Regions from separate parts of the Mus musculus genome. Here region 2 is linked to region 1. A link is a loop called in an ENCODE intact Hi-C map of the cell type or tissue named here. Cell type or tissue: gastrocnemius. All regions are shown on one strand. Links, peaks and the distances in the headings refer to the core of each region. The heading gives the core; the rest is flanking DNA. Region 1 overlaps Prkdc (protein kinase, DNA activated, catalytic polypeptide). Region 2 has its middle 4.2 kb from the start of Snai2.

What was found. A loop is a pair of places that touch in the nucleus more often than their neighbours do. Peaks named below come from ENCODE experiments on the same cell type or tissue, not always from the same donor. Only the 100,000 strongest peaks of a DNase experiment are listed, where the experiment ranks them.
Region 2: a loop joins it to region 1, with 17 times the contacts of the local background. A loop is called at or near these places in 2 of 42 quality-filtered maps.

What each region holds. Positions count from the first base shown.
Region 1 is chr16:15,841,894-15,844,815 of GRCm38, reverse strand. It overlaps Prkdc (protein kinase, DNA activated, catalytic polypeptide), which reads right to left. Exons shown (of 86, transcript NM_011159.2): 86 at 2,577-2,922. The coding sequence ends at 2,841. Among named protein-coding and RNA genes, the nearest start is that of Mzt2, 20 kb to the left of the region's middle. In gastrocnemius, for the core only: no CTCF peak of the experiment used is centred there; a DNase peak (open chromatin) is centred at 1,374.
Region 2 is chr16:14,700,166-14,703,087 of GRCm38, reverse strand. No RefSeq gene overlaps it. Among named protein-coding and RNA genes, the nearest start is that of Snai2, 4.2 kb to the left of the region's middle. In gastrocnemius, for the core only: a CTCF peak has its summit at 1,547 (motif pointing left); no DNase peak of the experiment used is centred there.

The sequences.
Region 1 (2,922 bases), core at 423-2,922:
AAATTCCTGAACAGAACAGCAATGGCTTGTGCTGTAAGATCGAGAATTGACAAATGGGACCTAATGAAACTCCAAAGTTTCTGCAAGGCAAAAGACACCGTCAATAAGACAAAAAGACCACCAACAGATTGGGAAAGGATCTTTACCTATCCTAAATCAGATAGGGGACTAATATCCAACATATATAAAGAACTCAAGAAGGTGGACTTCAGAATATCAAATAACCCCATTAAAAAATGGGGCTCAGAACTGAACAAAGAATTCTCACCTGAGGAATACCGAATGGCAGAGAAGCACTTGAAAAAATGGTCAGACACTATCTTAAAGTGAAAGGATGAGCAAAGGTATTCCATGCTAAGGAAACCAGGATTTGAAGCCAAATAGACTTAAAGCATAACTTATCAGAGATAAAGGTCTTTTCATACTGAATTGTTGGGAGCCGCCCCCACATTCGCCGTCACAAGATGGCGCTGACATCCTGTGTTCTAAGTGGTAAACAAATAATCTGCGCATGTGCCAAGAGTAATTTTCCACTACATGTACTCTGCCTTTACTCGGCCATGGGCTGCAGCCAATCAGGGAGTGATGCGTCCTAGGCGAAGGATAATTCTCCTTAAAAGGGGACGGGGTTTCCGCCATTCTCTCTCTTGCTTGCGCTTTTGCGCTCTGCGCTCTGGCGCTCTGGCGCGCTGGCGCTCTGGCTCCTAAAGATGTAAGCGGGGGGCCTTTCGTTTTTGGGGCTTGGGGCTTGCGCTCCTGGCTCCTAAAGATGTAAGCAATAAAGTTTTGCCGCAGAAGATTCTGGTTTGTTGTGTTCTTCCTGGCCGGTCGTGAGAACGCGTTTAAGACTGAATCAAGAACATATATGCACAAAACTTAGTGTACTCAATTTCGTAAAACAAATGCTATTTTAGACATAAAGATTAACCCTAACACAGAAATAGGTGACTCAAATACCACACTTACACTAAGGAACAGGTTGTTCTAACAGCAATAAAAACAACAAAATATGCAGCTCTGGAAACTTAGCAGAGCACACAGACACACACATAAATTTGAAATGCCAACAGAGTAGGATGCTTCTGCCAGACCTGATGATCTGAGTTTGATCCGTGGGATTGACATACTTCCAATGTGGGTTAAAAATGGGGTCCCGTGTCGAGCCGTGTGGAGCCCAGGGCTCGGGCCACTGCATGAAGCAGGACACGGGAAGTCTGACTGCTTGGACCCCACACAGCCGCCGCTGGGCTGGGTGTCGGGCTGTGAGAAGCCGCAGGACCCCGCTCCTGAGACCTGGAAGCTAAGTCTGGGGTCCCCGAAGAACTGCCAGAATTGGCTCGGGGTCCCTGGGCCTGCATGGAGGCTGAGGATGGCAGGTTCTAGCTCTTGGACACCGCTGATGCCATCACAGAAGAGCTGAGAACAGAGTGGGGGTCCTTGGGCAGGCTCTGGCCTGGGGCCAAAGGTTAAAGGGCAGGAGGTGAGAACTCTGGCTGGTGATGAGGAGAGTCCTTAGCTTGTTCAAGTGGCTTGCTCAGTGGGTGGCTTGGTGGTGGTGGAAGTAGCTGGGTACACAGGGAGGCCTCCTTTGGGAGGTTAGGCTCCGCTCCTTAGTGGAAGACCTGCTCCATTGCAGCATGGTGAATCTTGATGAGAAGAGACAGTCCATGGTTTTCAGGCATTTATTGTAGAAAGGCAGAGAGAGGGAGAGAGTAGAGAAGTAGAGGCCGGCTATGGCCACGTGGAGAGAGGGAGAAGGGAATGTGGACAGAGAGGGGGAACAAGGGAGCAAGGGGCTAGAGTAAGAGCAAGAGAGTAAGAGAGGGAGGAGGGGGCACACAGCCCCCCCGCCCCCCCCTTTTTTTTTGGTTTTTCGAGACATGGTTTCTCTGTGTAGCCCTGGCTGTCCTGGAACTCACTCTGTAGACAAGGCTGGCCTTGAACTCAGAAATCCGCCTGCCTCTGCCTCCAGTGCTGGGATTAAAGGTATATGCCACCACGCCCAGCTTTTTTTTTTTTTTTTTTTTTTTGCACAGCCCCTTTTATAGTGGGCTGGCCTACCTGGATGTTGCCAGGTAACTGTAGGGAGGAACATACCTGGCTATTGCCAGGTAACTGTGGGGGTGGAATGCAGACAGCCTGTGTGACTGATGGCCACAGAATTATGGAGCTGGGGCCTCCTGTCAGGAGCCTAGTGTCTGGGAGCATGTGGCAAACTTCCTTCCGTCCCTTGAAGACTAATCTGCTGGGTCTCTGGGGTTTAAACCTAGCTCGACCAGAAAACAGGCTGCCTTTCAAGGTCCCACAGACATAGATAGACACACACATGCACACACAAATCTGAGATGCAAACAGGGTAGAATGCTTCTGCCTGATGATCTGAATTTGATCATGGGATCAAATCATCATGGGATGTACATACTTCCACACATGTACCATGATGCACAAACACCCACCTCACCCAACAACAGAACACAGGGAGAAATGATCAAGAGCAGAGCAGAAATTAAAGAAATAAAATTGAAAGAAATGCAAAGAAATCAGTGAAATTAAGAGCTGATTCTTTGAAACAAGGAAGAAATATTTGTCATATTCTTTATTTTTTACATGTGTGGAGGTCAAAGGACAACTTCCTGGAGTTGGTTCACTGCCTCCAATATGGGTTTCTGGGATTGAAGTTAGTTAGGCCATTAGCATTGGTAACAAATGCCTTTATCTGACCATCTCGCCAGCACCATAAAGTAGATTTCCTCTGTCTGTCAGAAATATACTGCTGTCAGCGAAGGTCTAGGAGGTCCTCTCGGAGACAGAATGCTTTATGATTGGTGACACCACAGACTTTACATCCAGGGCTCCCATCCTTCCCAAGTCCTGCCAAGGATATTGGGGTCTGTGGCCTGGTCCACCAAGCACTTCACTTGA
Region 2 (2,922 bases), core at 325-2,824, 1.1 Mb after region 1:
CTTCTTCTCTTCTCTTCTCTTCTCTTCTCTTCTCTTCTCTTCTCTTCTCTTCTCTTCTCTTTTCCCTTTCCTTCCCTCCCCTCCCCTCCCCTTTCCTCTCTTCCCCTTCCCTCCCCTCCCCCTCCACTCCCTCTTCCCCTCCCTTTCTTTCTTTCTTTCTTTCTTTCTTTCTTTCTTTCTCTTTCTTTCTTCCTTTCTTCCTTCCTTCCTTTCTTTCCAGAGAAGACATGGTCATATTCTTTCAGCAGAGAAATGTCTTGGTTGGAATAGTTGGTATTTATACTATACACATGTAGGTCTTCACATATATAGAAAGATAGTGGATGGAAGCTGTCTGTTATGTTAAGAAAATGAAGTCAATCTATTTCCAAGTGAAATACCTAGGCCATGAAAAAATAGGATATCCCATATAGTGCTGGGCCCATCCCTAAAGTGAACCATAGTTCTTTGGAGGCACAGCACATGGCAGGATCATTAATACCTGTTGTGAAGAACGTGAATTGATGAAAAGTCATTGGGTTAGTCAGTAGTATCTGTACACTACTACAAAATACTATTAATTTTAAAATATGCTGGATAGGAACAAATTTTTATAATATTAACTGGAGCTTCGTTGACAGTGGTATAATTTCCTTTGTGGGTTTGTGCATGTTTATATATCTATATGAATTTAGACATATTTTCACTCCTTATTTTTAATTCAACTCAGTCTCTGAAAAAGTAAACTATCCCTTAAAATTATAGAAGTAACATTTCCTACACATACTAATTGACTTTACATTTAACTAGATAAATATTCTCTAGCATAAAAGGCAAATTTAGCAGAATCCTATGGCCATGCAGTATTCTGCTTATATACTTCGAATTGTATATTGAAGACTGTCGTTGCAATATGGAAAAAAATTACACACACACACACACACACACACACACACACACGAAAAGAGAGAAAGACAGAAAAAGAGATCATGTTTTCCCGTCGTTAAAGCTGGGCAGGTGTGTGTGCATGTGTGTGTGTGCGCATGCTTGCACCTATTGAATTTGGAATAAAAACAGTACCAATGAAAATGATGTCGGGATGCCATCCCCTGGTTAGGGATTTTTATCATTTCTTATGTATTCACTAGACAGACCCTTCCTTATCTACTAACTTTCTCTGTCTCTCAGAAGTGAGCAGGAATGCTACTCGTTGAGTAAATATCTGCACATTTGGTCAGCACTATTCGAGATATTTTAAATAGGAAGTCTTCTTTAACCTGAGAAAAAAATTTAATAGGGTGCTTTCTGCTACTCATCTGTATTTAACCTCTTTTTCCTCTTGTAGAATTTGAGTTTCCTTTCCTGCTGGGTAGAGACAATGTGAATAGTCCTTCACCTCGAGTTCACCTCTTTAGTGCTTGGTTTATACTTCTGCAGAGTAATAATGATGCTATCTATCCAATGAACAAGAAAGACTGGAAAATGTTATACCTGCCTGTATTTTATACACGGGCTCAGAGATACGTGGTTGCAAAGAGACACCTACTGGTCAGCTTTGGAAGTGATAGAGTTTTCTTTTCTTTTCTCTAACTTCTTGACAACATCTGCCACCTAGTGGAAAATAGGTTAACACGACTGTACATTAAACATCCTAATTTTTTAATCACTTCAATTTTAAATAAACTTAATTGTTTTAAATTTATTGGTATGTTCTTAACTTTAAAACTTACAATGTGACATTGCACCACAAGTTACAGTTACTTTATAAGTGAACATAGTTTTGGCATGATCAGACATTAGAAATATTTTTATTTTTAATTTTGAGTCAGCTTCTCACTATATAACCTCTGGCTGGCTTTGGATACTATGCACACATCCATCCCAAATCTAGAAGTGGATGAAGTAATAGACACAGAGTTGTTTTCAACCCTTATGCCTTTTCCAGCTTAGCTCGGCTCCAATACAGTGCTGTAATATAGAACCGGACAACACTCAGTTCTATAGGATCATATGATCATGGATAATGCTAAGAATAGCCTCTTTTTGAGTAAAGATTTACTTTTTAAAAAACTTTTGTATCTGCATGAAAGTATGTGCTCTTACGTACAGGTGTCGGTGGAGGTCAGAAGAGAGTGACAAGTTCTCTAGAGCTGGAGTTATAGAGATTTGTGAGTCACCCAACATGGATATTGGAGCAGAACTTAGGTCTTCTGTAAGAATAAAAAGTTCTGTAAGCAACTGATCCTTCTCTGCAGTCCCAGATGGTTAGTGTGAGCTTGCCAAGATACCACACATTTTTATATGCATTATTTCAGTGACCATCTCTCAAATTGTTAATCCTATAAAATATTGTTAATCCTATAAAATATTGTCCTTGTTTTTAGAAGAAAAAATAAAGTCACAAATTGTCTTTATCAAATTACACTGATATTAAACAGTGAGTATACTTTATTCATTCCTTGATATTTTCATAAATATATCTTCATCTTATTCACCCTCCATTTCTTCTCTCCAACTCATCCATAACACATCTCCTTCCTGACCTCATTTCCTTTTTGGTTTTCATTTATTTGTTCATGGTTTTTTTTTCTTTAAATCCATGGAGTTCAATTACTTCTACCCATTTGTGTGGCCATCCACTCGGGAATATGGAGCCAACTGGTTATTTCTAAAGAAAAGTGACTTTTGCTGTCCCTAGTAAAGATCATTTCTCCATAAACGCCTTCCATACTAAAATTTTAAGTGGCTTGGTCTTGTAGAGGTTTCATGCAGGTAACCATAGCTACTGTGGGGCATGTATGCTACTTTTTGTGTAAAAATTTACTTTTATTTGTTTTTATTTACTAGGAAGTAGTATGGTCTTTTGTACTATCTTCATCTTCTCAGAAATTTATATTTGTATACTTTCAATACACTTTACTAGAGGATTCTATGCCAAATCAT